Regions from separate parts of the Homo sapiens genome. Here all the other regions are linked to region 3. Evidence: chromatin contacts called from ENCODE Hi-C or POLR2A ChIA-PET data. All regions are on one chromosome and are shown on one strand. Each heading gives the region's core, a stretch centred on a gene start or an enhancer-like site at or near the end of the contact. The rest is flanking DNA. Distances are from core to core; before and after follow the strand shown. Region 1 holds the start of SLC26A6 (solute carrier family 26 member 6). Region 2 holds the start of C3orf62 (chromosome 3 open reading frame 62). Region 3 holds the start of ARIH2 (ariadne RBR E3 ubiquitin protein ligase 2).

What was found. Hi-C counts contacts between places; a loop is a spot of excess contacts on that map. ChIA-PET counts read pairs that join two places held with the same protein, here RNA polymerase II (POLR2A). Pooled maps may share reads with other maps.
Region 1: a loop to region 3 is called in a pooled map, with 12 times the contacts of the local background. The contact joins the promoter of SLC26A6 here to the promoter of ARIH2 in region 3. A Hi-C loop is called at or near these places in 2 of 37 single-sample maps with no recorded cell type and 10 of 50 pooled maps. POLR2A ChIA-PET finds 5 or more read pairs at or near these places in 3 of 52 experiments (HepG2, WTC11 and activated T-cell).
Region 2: a pooled map shows a loop between it and region 3 (4-fold over the local background). The contact joins the promoter of C3orf62 here to the promoter of ARIH2 in region 3. A Hi-C loop is called at or near these places in 3 of 50 pooled maps. POLR2A ChIA-PET finds 5 or more read pairs at or near these places in 2 of 52 experiments (OCI-LY7 and activated CD4-positive, alpha-beta T cell).

Annotation. Positions count from the first base shown.
Region 1 is chr3:48,632,591-48,636,976 of GRCh38, forward strand. It overlaps SLC26A6 (solute carrier family 26 member 6), which reads right to left and starts at 2,871. Exons shown (of 21, transcript NM_022911.3): 1 at 2,781-2,871; 2 at 887-1,045; 3 at 661-800; 4 at 384-494. The coding sequence starts at 2,803. CELSR3 (cadherin EGF LAG seven-pass G-type receptor 3) reads right to left here. Exons shown (of 35, transcript NM_001407.3): 35 at 3,873-4,386. It overlaps MIR6824 (microRNA 6824), which reads right to left and starts at 1,108; the gene lies at 1,046-1,108. RefSeq lists silencers at 2,310-2,409, 2,800-3,079.
Region 2 is chr3:49,275,467-49,279,612 of GRCh38, forward strand. It overlaps C3orf62 (chromosome 3 open reading frame 62), which reads right to left and starts at 1,766. Exons shown (of 3, transcript NM_198562.3): 1 at 961-1,766. The coding sequence starts at 1,406. It overlaps USP4 (ubiquitin specific peptidase 4), which reads right to left. Exons shown (of 22, transcript NM_003363.4): 21 at 3,348-3,436; 22 at 1,678-2,985. The coding sequence ends at 2,827. RefSeq lists an enhancer at 1,380-1,449 and a silencer at 1,590-1,789.
Region 3 is chr3:48,916,181-48,920,299 of GRCh38, forward strand. ARIH2 (ariadne RBR E3 ubiquitin protein ligase 2) reads left to right here and starts at 2,662. Exons shown (of 16, transcript NM_006321.4): 1 at 2,662-2,818. It overlaps ARIH2OS (ARIH2 opposite strand lncRNA), which reads right to left and starts at 3,205. Exons shown (of 1, transcript NR_161301.1): 1 at 1,608-3,205. RefSeq lists enhancers at 1,539-2,289, 2,095-2,564, 2,290-3,041, 3,042-3,792 and silencers at 2,735-2,834, 2,905-2,984.

The sequences.
Region 1 (4,386 bases), core at 1,621-4,120, 280 kb before region 3:
AGCATGGCTAGAAATGCTGGCCCTGTCTCATCTACCCTGTCCCACCTGTGTCTACTGGTCCCGGGACACAGAGGCTCTCTGTGGAGTAGGGAAGGGGTCAGGGCTGGCCTTAGGCTGCTCAGGCCTCTGCCAAGTTCCAGGCCCCTTGGGCTGCCTCACCCACTCTCATCTTCCTGGAGCCAGGGCTTTGAGGTCACCTGCCTCTGTGGTCCTACAGTCAGGGGTCTAGTCCTGCCTGGGGATGACTCGTGGGCTAGCCCAGGGATGCAGCACCAATGCTGCCCTCTTCCCCAGCCGCTCCTGCCCTGCTCAGTGCCCCCTCACCCTGCCCTCCATGATGGATGTGGGCATCCTCCTGGAAGGCTAGGCCTGCCTCCACTTACCCACGGAGATGTGCCGGGAAGTGCCAAACAGGAAGTAGATGAAGACAGGGTAGAAGGAGCTATAGAGGCCAAACACGGGGGGCAATCCAGCCAGGAGGGCGTAGGCCAAGCCTAGGGGTAGAATGGTAGCAGTGCAGGCCTGGAGAGCAGATCTTGAAACGATAAGGGAATCCCAGCCCTGGGTTAGGTGCCATAGTTCCAAGGTAGAGGTCATGGCCCCAGTTTTGGGCATCACAGACCACAGGGTTTCCAGGCCGACGCACTGAAGGTGGCTCACCCTGCGGAAGCTGCATGATGGCCACACTCAGGCCGGATAACAGGTCACCCAGGAGCCAGTCACGCACAGGATACCGGGGTAACCAGACCAAAACCGGGAGGTGTTGGAGCAGAAGGGCATAGGCCCGAGCACGGGAGCACCTAGGGACATGATATGAGGGGTAGGTGTCAGGAACAGGGGCTACCTGGGCCCCGCCAGCGCCCCCAGGCCCCAATCTTGGCCTTACTGCAACCAGGTCCGCCACTGGTGGGTCCTAGGTGCTGAGCCCCAGCGCCCCAGCTCCTCCAAATGCTCCTGGTTCAGCAGCGGCCGTTCCATGTGGTAGTCTCGCCTCCGCAGGTCCATTGCTTGTGTTGCAGACAGCAGTGCCTGTGTGTCCCTCGGTCTGGGGTGGCAAGACCAGAGAGACACAGTGAAGGCATCCCTGGCCCAACCTCCCCTACACCTCCACCTAGGACCAGAGAGTTACCTACCTGATTTTTCCAGGCCCTAAGATCAAGGTACAGTATTCCAGCCCCCAGCTGGCATCTGTGGGCCACATGTCCAAACTCAGACAGGGGCAGTACCTGAACTTTGGCTGGTGAGAAAGCCTCTTTCTAGGACAAAGTCCCCCAAGTAGGGACTGCAGGATGAGCACTAGCTATACCTCCAGCCGAGATGTGGCAGCCCAGTGCTGAGTGTTCTACCAGTCCAGGTCCCAGGCTGCTCCCTCCCCCACCCAGTCCCTCTCCAGTCCCCAGGTCCTCCTCCAGCTGCCCCGGGAGCCCACTGCTGGCTGAGAGCACACTCAGGGAAGGGGTCCAGCAAACCAGGGGTCCAGCTCCTCAAGCAACTCCTTTCCCAAGCCTCAGGCCTCAGATGAGACCCTCCCCTCTAAGGGAAGGAAAGTGTTGGAGCCAAGCTTGCCCCTGGGCCTCCAGCCCCAGGGTCCAGGTTGTAGACGGCTCAGGCCTGTTATGGGGAAGCCAAGGACTGGCTCTCACCTGAGAAGGAGCTTGCTCTTGGAGTGGCAATCTCTCACCTAGAGGGAGAGGCTCCCACATGGAAAGGGAAGTACCCACTTGAAGTGGGGGAAAGAGCTCACCTGGGAATAGAAGCTTTCAAGGGGAATCTCACCTAGAGGGATCTCTGACCTACCAGGGAATCTTTATCAGCCTGGCAAGTTCTGATACAGGGGGAATCTTCCCTCTGCCCAGAGGCACCTACTTGAAGTCAGAGAAAGATCTCACATGGGAAGAAAAGACCTAGAGGGAGAGGGTTCTCACCTGGGGGGTACTCTCCCATAGAGAAAGCTCTGACCTCGGGCGAGGCTCCCACGTGGAATGGGGAAAAGCTGTCACCTGGGAATAGATCTCACAGAAGGATCTTACCTGGGGGAAAACTCTAGCCTGTTGGGGAAGCTTTCACCAGTCAGGAAAGTTCTGATCTAGGAAAAGCCCTGACCTGGGGAGAGGATCCCATTTGAGGGACAGGAACTCACCTGGGAAGCGCCTCTAACCTGGCTGTACTGTTGGAGGAGTGTGGAGTGGGTGCAAGGAAGATCCTCAGAGACTCTTGGGACCGCTATCTCAAGGAGATCGTAGAGCCCCCTCTCCTTTCCTACGTGAGTCACTCAGGTCTTCTTAAAGGGCTCCCTCCCCCGACAACTTGGGACCCGCGTTTGGAGGGCGGAGCCTTGATCATTGGCCCCTCCCTGTAGGAAGGCAACTGGGGCCAGAAAGGCCGGAGCGCTCACTCCGGGATCAGTGGAGCTGGGTGGACTCGGGACTCAGCTGAAAGCAGCTAGTCCACGGGCCGCTGCCAGGGACTCCCGTGCCCCACGCACCCCCGCCGGCACATCTCCTGGCCGGGCTCCTCCGCACGCAGCTGCCTCCCTGTGGCCCGGGATGGCCCTCGGGCGTCACACCAGCGGCTTTCCGCACAGCCCAAGGGACTGGGGTCGCGCCGGCTCCCGCCCCCACCCCTTGCTGCAGAGGGGCAGCCGCCTGCAGAAAATCAGCAGAGGTAAACCGAGGCGTCGCAAGCGGAGAATGCCTGCTCCAGCGAGGCGTCGCAAGCGGAGAATGCCTGCTCCAGCGAGGCGCTCGCGCGGGGCCACCGGGAATGTGCGCTGAACTCACCCCGACGCATCCGCCAGCCCCATGGCTCGCAAGTTGTCCGGTGCGGGCTGCTCCTGCTGCTCGAGCTAGAGGCCGCTACGCTCCGGAAGGCGGCGCCGGGACCGGGTGAGGCCAGCTGCGCTCTCCCGGGGGCTAATCCCGGGGCAGGACGGGGAGGCTTGGGCCAATCAGCGCGCTGGGGCGGGGCCTAAGTGGCGCGCGCCGGGCGGGGAGAGACTGGAGAAGGAGGATTTAACCGCTTCCTCCCCGGCGACCTGGCCTATGAGGCCTCTCGCTGCTCGCCCGGCCCTCTGCCCGGAGCTGGATGGGACTGCAGAACTGGAACTAAGCACCCGCGCCGGGCTGGCCGCAGTCGCGCCCCCAGGCCCTGAGTAGGTTGGAGCTGATCCCAGGTCCTGGCTCGGCGGAAGGTGCTCACGGAGTGGGAAAAGGAAACTCCACTGGCCGGTGACCCCAGCCTTAACTCGTAGGGGATCCAGGTCTGTGGGGCCTCTCTTGCCTTCAGCTGAGAGCGCCACCCGCAGGCTTTCTGCGACTACGCATCTCTTTGAGACCCGGAGCCAACGGTCCCCAAGTCCTCCCCTTTAACTCTGGCCACCCAGGCCAGAAATGGTTGGAGGATCCCCTCCGCTGCACTAAGCACAGCCCGGACGTAGCTCCCAGAAGGTTACTGCGCGGGCCGCCGAGGAGAATGGTGGGGGTCAGTGCTGTTGGGTGGGCGTCAGTGCTGTTGGGTGGGCAAGGCAGGAACTGCAAGAGCAGTTCCTCAGGTTGGTTTCACCGCAGGTGAGGGCAAAAAATGCCGGGTCAGGGCTGCAGACCCTGAAGAATTAGGAAGTCCTGTTGCCGTTGCCTTGACCAGCGGGGAGGTTTTCCTTAGCACCTTATTTTCAGCACCTGTGCTCCAACATCAGGCCCCAATTACAAAGTGAGGGGCCAGATTTCAAGGTGAAAGAGATCTGCCATGAAATGGGCTAAAAATAGCTGGATATTCTTGGGAGGGGCTCAGATTCCTCCCAAAGGTCAGTCTGGCTTGAATCATTCACAGCTTCCATCCTACCTCCCCAGCCCCCAACAGGAAAAGGCAACAACTGTTTTCTATAGAAGTTTATTCCCAAAACAGAGCGCGGCTTCACGGAACAATTTACACAGACAGGAAAGAGGGCCGCTGGGCTGGAGGAGGGGAACCCCAGAGAGGGGCATCTACGAAACCTAGGACATAGTAAAGACACCCTCCCACCCCCAGCAGGCCACTCAGCCCTTCAAGAGCTGGGGTCCTTCTCGGTAAGGAGAGTTTGGGTCCTGGCTGGTGGGATTTAGCTCCAGTCAGGGAAGTAGAATTTCTAATCTCCCAGGAAGCTGCTTCCCAAGAGTATGCATGGGGTGGTGGGTGAGGAGGTGTCTGCACAGACCACCCCCCAGCCCTGCACAGCCACTCTCCCCCGTGGTTAGAGGACGCCTACTCTCAAGGTCTTCTGGATCTGCTGTTAAACGGGACTCAAGGCTGACCTTCGGCCTGGGAGACCTGGGGGTTAGAAAACCCCTCAAGATGGCCAGGTCAGGGTCCTCACAGGTGGGTCCTCCAAGTCCCTCTCCCACTTTCCCT
Region 2 (4,146 bases), core at 516-3,015, 360 kb after region 3:
ATGGCCTCTTTATCCCCTTCCTATGAAGCAGCCAAGATGGCAGAACTTTGAAGTTTTTTTTTTTTTTTTTTTTTTTTTTTTTGATACGGAGTCTCGCTCTGTCGCCCAGGCTGGAGTGCAGTGGCGTGATCTCGGCTCACTGCAAGCTCCGCCTCCCGGGTTCATGCCATTCTCCTGCCTCAGCCTCCCGAGTAGCTGGGACTACAGGCGCCCGCCACCACGCCCGGCTAATTTTTTGTATTTTTAGTAGAGACAGAGTTTCACCGTGTTAGCCAGGATGGTCTCGATCTCCTGACCTCGTGATCTGCCCGCCTCGGCCTCCCAAAGTGCTGGGATTACAAGTGTGAGCCACCGCGCCCGGCCTGAAGTTTCATCTCATACATTCATCCCTTCTCCAAGTCAAGGTGCCTGGGACCAGGCAATTTCAAGTTACTCGGGAGAAGAAAAAGTCTAGAAGAGACCTGGTGATGGTCCAAAAAGATCTGGGGTAAGAGCGGGGAGCAGAGGCAAAGATGAAGCCAGGAAGTAGGGCCCAGCCTTCAATTAAGCCTCTCCCTAATGTGGGCAAAGGAGGGTATCAAAGGCCCCAGTGTCCAGATTCAAACACAGGAGTTAAGATGGAATTAAGACTTTTGTTTCTGCAACTTAAAAAATAAGGTTATTTTTAAAACCCGGTTATTTTACATCCACTACCCCTTTGGGTACTGCAAAGTGGTTTCCATGACTGGTTTTTGACATCAACGATTGACAACTAGCCCCTCAACTGGAACATATACACAAAATATAACTGTTTCCTAGGCCAGATTCTGAAGAATGTCTGTCAACTCCCCAAATGCAGTCACAGAGCTGCCAAGAGGAGGCAAGAGCACTGTCATGAACTAAATCTAGGATCTTCAACAACTTTTTCAGAAACAAGAATCCCCTTAATTGTAGCTGTTAAACCATCAAAATTAGAATCACCTTAAATTTTCTTTTCTCCAGTTTTCCCCCTCTCCTGCAGTTCTCCAAGACTCTCTTTCAGGTGCCAAAATGGAGGAATGCATCAATACATTTTCCTTGCTGGTTAGAGGTTTTCTCTCGGGGCACAGAGCATGTGGTTTTGCATTTACCGGGGCATGGTTTGTTGCAAAGGCAGGGTTCTCATTCTCAGGAGCACATGGGACAGCAGCAAAAGGAGCAGCAGAAGAGCAGGCTGCCAGAGGATGTCTTCTGCAGAGGAGCCTGTGCACGGGCAGCGAGAAGGAGAGCGGCGCGGCGCTCAGTTCCAGCCTCTGCTGGCCTGTGCACTCCTGGGAATAACTAACTCCTTCAAAGGCCCGGTCAATGGCTGCAGTCAGTTCCTTTCTGCATCTTCTTAGTTTTTCAGACATTTCTCCTAAAAGCGACCATGTCTTTATGTAATGCATTGGAAATGCACAGGACAACACAATAATGTTACAAATGAGGCTGCAAACTACCCCTGAATGGCCACGATTTCCTGGAGCTTGGCCCTGGCTATAGCAGGACCCACAACCCTCGGGCTTTCCTCCTGGAGTAGGCGGTTCTCGGCTCTCGCGGAGGAACCCGCCATCTGCCAGAAGCCCCAAAGACGCCCCGCCCCACTTCCCACAGCTTCCTGGCCCGCCCCGCCGCTGCCTCCCGCCCCACCGCGGCTCCCAGGCCGCTGGCCCTACCGGCACCCCCCCTTTGGCGAGTCGGCAGCCACGTCCTTGTCCTCACCCGCAGCGCAGTGACGCCGACCCATCCAACGGTCATCGCATGCGCGTGCCCCGCGCAGGCCCCAAACCCCCACGGATTAGGTTGAAGGTCAGACAAAAAATCCCGGACCCATACGTCCGGTTCCTTAAGGCCTTGCCCACACGCAGCGGCTGGCCCCGCGGTGGGAGTGGGGACGGGGCTTTCGAATGGGGGCCCCGGGAAGAGTCTTGGCAGGGATGAGGAAAGAACCCGTTCTAGAAAGCATCTGGGTAACACCAAAATGTATTACTACCCTAAATCGCCATGAACTGGAGCCCTTTCCCGGCTAACTCCCACAAAGATTTCTGTTCTCAAGCCAACATGGAAACAACTAGACGGGACACAGCACCGGGCAGTTTTATGTACTGACTTCCTTTAAGCGTTATCTAATAAAAAGTGTGTTATCTAATAAAAGTTCCACACAGTATTTAACCGTCTTAATTCATCTAGGGTAGCAGGGGATATAACAGAACTGCTGGGTTCCACAGGAGGTTGAGGGGCCAGGATCCCCAACACTAGATATCTTCCTTAGCGGGGAGAAAGCTGGAAATTACAAGATGACTCAACGGAGAAATGGGCTTCAGTGGGTAACTTTCAGAAAATTATAAACCCATATCAGTGCACATAGCGAGGGAAAGGGGAGTTTACTTGAGGTTTGGGTTACTGTGAGCAGACTACTTGGGGTGACTAGTATTGGCATCAGAACCAGAAATCCAGGCGCTCAGGGCAGCCCTGCAGGTGGGGTGGGTCTCCAGGCTGCTCCATACTCAGCGCCTGTGTTCCTCTCCATTCTTCGGGATCCATCAGACATACTCCATTGAGTACCCCCATCCCACCCCCTTTTCAGCTTCACAGGTTTCACAGAAATTTCTCACCACCTGTTTAAAAATAAAAATAATTCAGCCTCTTGACATAGCTTCTTCTAGGTAAACGGTCTTCTTTTTTTTTTTTTGTTTCCTTCTGCTCATAAAAGAAGGGTATTTCCTTGTCTGGTTTTTAGACAGAACACTAGCAGTCTGCAGAGTGTCAAAGATGTTCTCCTGGGGGATTACACTGGCGCTACAGGGTGGCAGGATCGTGGAGTCAGCATTAGTTGGTGTCCATGCTGCAAGCCTCATCATCCCCAAAGCCCTGCTGAGAGCTGCTTGGTCGTGTCCCTCCATCAGAGGAACCAGAACTGCTAAGTGAAGGTGTCTTATAAAATTCATCATCTCGACGTTGGTAAAATAGCACATAAGCTGCTTTAGTCTGAAATACAAGAGGGGGAAAGACCATTCAGTGCTTGGAAAAATCACCCATTTTCCCCAGCTTTTCTCTAGCTGTCCAAAACCCTCAAGGATCTGCCATATCCACACAGAGGAGACCCTTCCACCTGAGGATGGCTGCCCCTGCCAGGCAGCAGGAAATGGAAGGAGCCTTGTGCAGAGAACTCTGAGGAGAGCTGAGCTTCTCATTTATGAAGGTCCCTGAAGGAATGCCAGCCAGCTCTGTCACACCTAGCTCCCACTATCACATCAGGATGATGAAATAACCAACTAGCCTGATAGAGGCTCTTCCCAGCTTTAATCCATAACGACATGAGGAAGAACCACATATCATGGCCTACTCACCACTATCTGATCCTCAGAGGCCAGGGACACGTTGCTATCATCAAAGTAATACCATTTACCATTCAGTTTGTTCTTCGCATATGCAGTGTCTGCCAAGTCAACAAAGAAAATACTCTAGCGGTCTCCAGAGAATTAATCTGGCTAGCTTATTAGGCTTGCACTAAATAAACACAAAAATCCCCAAAACAAAACCCCTGAAATTAAAAAAGTTTACAGTGTGTGTCTTAACAACCAAAAAACAACTCACCTTCTTTTCTAATCTGTTCCTTCTCAAAAAGGATCAAAAGGCTAAAAATGGAGCTGTCAGGGACCAAGATTTTAAACTATAATTTTGGGAAACTAATAGAAAAAACAGAGCTATTCAGTGCCAATCTTCAGGATGGCTATGTGCAATAATCCAAAACCAGGGAACCCATAAAAGGAGCTGAAACTTCTAAGATTTAAGCAAAACAATAGCTCTCACAAGGACATGCCAAGTCAGTCTCCCCCATTGCATCTAGGCAGGTGGCTACTAACATCAACAGAATGCTTAGTGCCTCGGGAGCCTACAGAATAATCCCAGTTAGAGGAACATTGGGTGTTTGGGTTTGCAGAGCTGGGATGTGAACAACATACCTTAGTCTCCATATCCAAAAAAAAAAAAATTTATCTTTCTCTAAAACTAGGAGTCCAGAGTCTGTGGTTAGGTAACAGTTTCCCACAATGATTCAAGCATTTCCCAGAGGCAATGCTTCTTGTCTTGACTTTACACTATTCCCAAGCAGGATGTGTTTATTACAGCAATCCCAGCCCAGTTCCT
Region 3 (4,119 bases), core at 1,412-3,911:
TCCTCCCACCTCAGCCTCCCAAGTAGGTGGAGCTATAAGCACATCCAGCTAACTTGTATTTTTTGTAGAGACGGGGTTTCACCATGTTGCTCAGGCTGGTCTTGAACTCCTAGGCTCAAGTGATCCACCTGCCTCAGCCTCCCAAAGTGCTGGGATTACAGGCGTGAGCCACCACACCTGGCCAAAACTTTTTCTTTTTTTTGTAGACATGGAATCTCACTATGTTGCCCAGGCTGGTCTCCAACTCCTGGGCTCAAGCAATCCTCTCACCTTGGCTTCCCAAAGTGCTGGGATTACAGGCTTGAGCCACCATGCCCTGCCACCCAGTATGATTTATTTCATTTTTTTTGGTAAAGTGAAAGCAAGTTTATTAGAGAAGTAAAGAAACAAAGGAGACCAGGAGCAGTGGCTCACGCCTGTAATCCCAGAACTTTGGGAGGCCGAGGTGGGCGGATCAAGGAGTCAAGAGATCCAGACCATCCTGGCCAACATGATGAAACCTTGTCTCTACTAAAAATACAAAAATTACCATCCTGGCTAACACGGTGAAACCCCGTCTCTACTAAAAATACAAAAAAAATTAGGCGTGGTGGCGGGCGCCTGTAGTCCCAGCTACTCGGGAAGCTGAGGCAGGAGAATGGCGTGAACCCGGGAGGCGGAGCTTGCAGTGAGCCTAGATCGCGCCACTGCACTCCAGCCTGGGCAACAGAGAGAGACTCCGTCAAAAAAAAAAAAAAAAAAAAAAAATTAGCTGGGCGCGGTGGTGCGCGCCTGTAGTCCCAGCTACTCGGGAGACTGAGGCAGGAGAATCACTTGAACCCAGGAAGCGGAGGTTGAAGTGAGCGGAGATAGCGGCTCTCTCACTGCACTCCAGCCTGGGCGACAGAGCGAGACTCCGTCTCAAAAAAAAAAAAAAAAAAGTAATTGCTACTCCATAGGCAGAGCAGTCCACCCGACAAGGTTTTTGTTGTTGTTGTTGTTTGAGACAGAGTCTCGCTCTGTCCCCCAGGCTGGAGTGCAGTGGCGCGATCTCTGCTCGCTGCAACCTCCGCCTGCCGAGTTCAAGCAATTCTCCTGCCTCAGCCTCCCGAGTAGCTGGGACTACAGGCGCCCACCATCACGCCCGGCAAATTTTGTAAATTTTTAGTAGAGACAGGGTTTCACCATGCTGGTCAGGCCAGTCTCGAATTCCTGACCTCGTGATCTGCCGGCTCCGGCCTCCCAACGTGCTGGGATTACAGGCGTGAGCCACGGTGCCCGGCCACGCGGCATGATTTTTAATGGCTTTCTACATTGTATGGTTTGTTATTGTTGTTTTGAGACAGGGTCTCCTTCTATCACCGATGCTGGACTGCAGTGGTGCGATCTTGGCACTCTGCAGCCTCGACCTCCTCGGCTCAAGCGATCCTATATCACCTCAGCCCCCTGAGTAGCTGGGATGCACAGGTGTGTGCCACCTCGCCCAGCTAATTTTTAATTTTTTTGTAGAAAGGAGGGGGGTCTCACTACATCAAATTCTTGGGCTCAAGCGATCCTCCCACCTCGGCTTCCCAAAGTGCAGGGATTACAGGCATGAGCCACAGCGACCAGCCAGCACAGGTGTCTTTATTTGTTTTATTTTTTATTTTATTTTATTTTATTTTGAGACAGAGTCTCGCTCTGTCGCCCAGGCTGGAGTGCAGTGGCGCCATCTCGACTCACTGCAAGCTCCGCCTCCCGGGTTCACGCCATTCTCCTGCCTCAGCCTCCCGAGTAGCTGGGACTACAGGCGCCCGCCACCACGTCCGGCTAATTTTTTTGTACTTTTAGTACAGACGGGGTTTCACCGTGTTAGCCAGGATGGTCTCGATCTCCTGACCTCGTGATCCACTCGCCTCGGCCTCCCAAAGTGCTGGGATTACAGGCTTGAGCCACCGCGCCCGGCCTGCACAGGTGTCTTGAATATGTATATACGCGACTCCAGTATGGTTGGAAATGATTTGATTTGTTGTCTATGGAATTGCACAACCTGGAGCCTTCCTAACATCAGCGGCTTCATACTGGCATTTCCATTGTGGTGCAGCAACAATCTGAGTGAGCCTCCGTCTCTAGCCACATCATTTGACAACCGGTCCCAGAAGGTAACTGGAAGTCATGATGACAACTCCTATACTGTGAAAAGAAACTGCAAGCAAGGCAGTTAAGATGCAATCTTGCACGGTGACCGTAAGTCGGAGAACTGCGCGGCGAACGAGGCCTCGGCAGGGGAAGCGAAAGCCTGGTGTGGTTGCGGCTCTGGGGCCACCCTGCGACCGCCTCGGGGTGTAGGCAGAATTTCCCGGCCCAGCTCCCCTCTGACCAGATAGCGGCCGAGAAACAATGGTTATCTGCTCCACTGACGCCAGGATGTCTTCTCCGTGCCCGATCCCGGAGTACAAACAGTGAAATGAGAAGCCGGTGAGAAACGCGCTGGTTAAAAACATCTCGACGGGAGACGCTGGTAGGCGAATAGTGGCTCCAGACGCGGTCGGCGCCTGCCGTACCCTGGTCAGACTCTGGGTCAGAGCGCTAAGTTTCAAGGAGGCGGCGCTAAACAGGCCCTCTAGCCGGGAGCCTGTCGCGACCCGAGCGACCGTGGGTCGACCCCGATCCGGAAGTGACGCAACGGCGCCAAGCACTTCCGGAGCTGTGGGGACGACTCTTCTGGAGGAAGCAGCGCGGGCTTGACCGGCGTCGGCCCGCCGCCTCCGCTGCCGCTTCGCCCCAATCCGGTCCCTCTGGCCCGGCCTGACCCGGTCTGGCTTGTTCGGGCTCAGCGGCCGCGAGGCCGCAGCTCCCGGTAAGTGCGCGGCGCACGTCACGGCCTTGTTTACCTTGGCTGGCCGCTGGGGGGGCCTCTCCGCGCGCCTCCCTGGCCGGGCCGGGACTCCGCCTTCGCCGTCGCCCGGGAGGCCCGGGCGCTCCCCGTCGCCGGCACGTTGTCCGAGCATTACCCGCCGTCAGCGGCCGGGCGCCCAGCGTGTGTCTGCCTTTTTTCCTCCCGCCGCCTTCTCAGCTCTCGGAAAGGTCAGAGGCCACCGCCTCTGACCAACCGGCGCCGGCACATCTAGGCCCTCTCTCCCTGTCTGGCGCGGCGGGGAAACGCGCCGCCTCGGGGCTCACCACTCGAGTCATCTTTGGGAGCTCTCGCAGCGCTGCCCGCGCGGTTTAACGCCCGCCTGTGGAGGGTATCCCCAGCTCGCGGGCTCCGCGTCCGCGCGAATATCCCGGAGCCCGCGGCGCCCCTAGGGATGTGCGGCCCCGGAGCTGTGCCGCCGCCTCGCCAGAAGCTGGTTGGGCAGCCGCGTTCTTGGATGACTTCTCCTTAGTACTGTTCATTGCCTGGTCCCATAGAACTTTCTGTCATAGCGACATGTTCTTTACCTTTGCTGTTCAGCATGGTAGCTACTAGCCACACGTGGCCGTTAAGCATTTGACCTGTAGGCTAGTGCACCTGAGAAACTAAATTTTAAATTTTACTTACTTTTTAAGTGTAATTAAATTTAAATAACCACATGTGGCTAGTGGTCACCGTATTAGAAAAGACAGATACAAAGTGTAGGATTTTGAAACGAAATTGCTGATTTCTAGTTTTGTGCCAAGTCGTTTTTCTTCGGAGGTGTAGTTAGTAAATGACCTGAATTCAGCGCTAGTGATCATATCTGGAGTAAACGTCTTCAGACTCACTAAAACTTACGTGTTCTGTGCGTGGTGGGCAAGCCCAGGATGGTTGGTTGTTAGGTCCCCTGAACATGTGACTTTGGCTCTGGAGGAAATTTTTTTTTTTTTTTTTTTTGGTGGGCGGGACAAAGTTGCTGTCACCAGGCTGGAGTGCAGTGGCGGCGATCACAGCTAACTGCAGCCCCGACTTTCTGGGCTCAAGTGATCCTCCTTTCTTAGCCTCCTAAGTAGCTGGGACCACAGGCACGTACCACCACACCTGGCTAATTTGTAAAATTTTTTGTGGATACGTGATCTTAATAGGTTGCCTAAGCTGGTCTTGAACTGCTGGGCTCAAGCTATCCTCCCGGTTTGACCTCCTAAAGTGCTGGGATTACAGGCGTGAGCCACTGTGCATGACCTTTAAAAAAATTTTTTTTG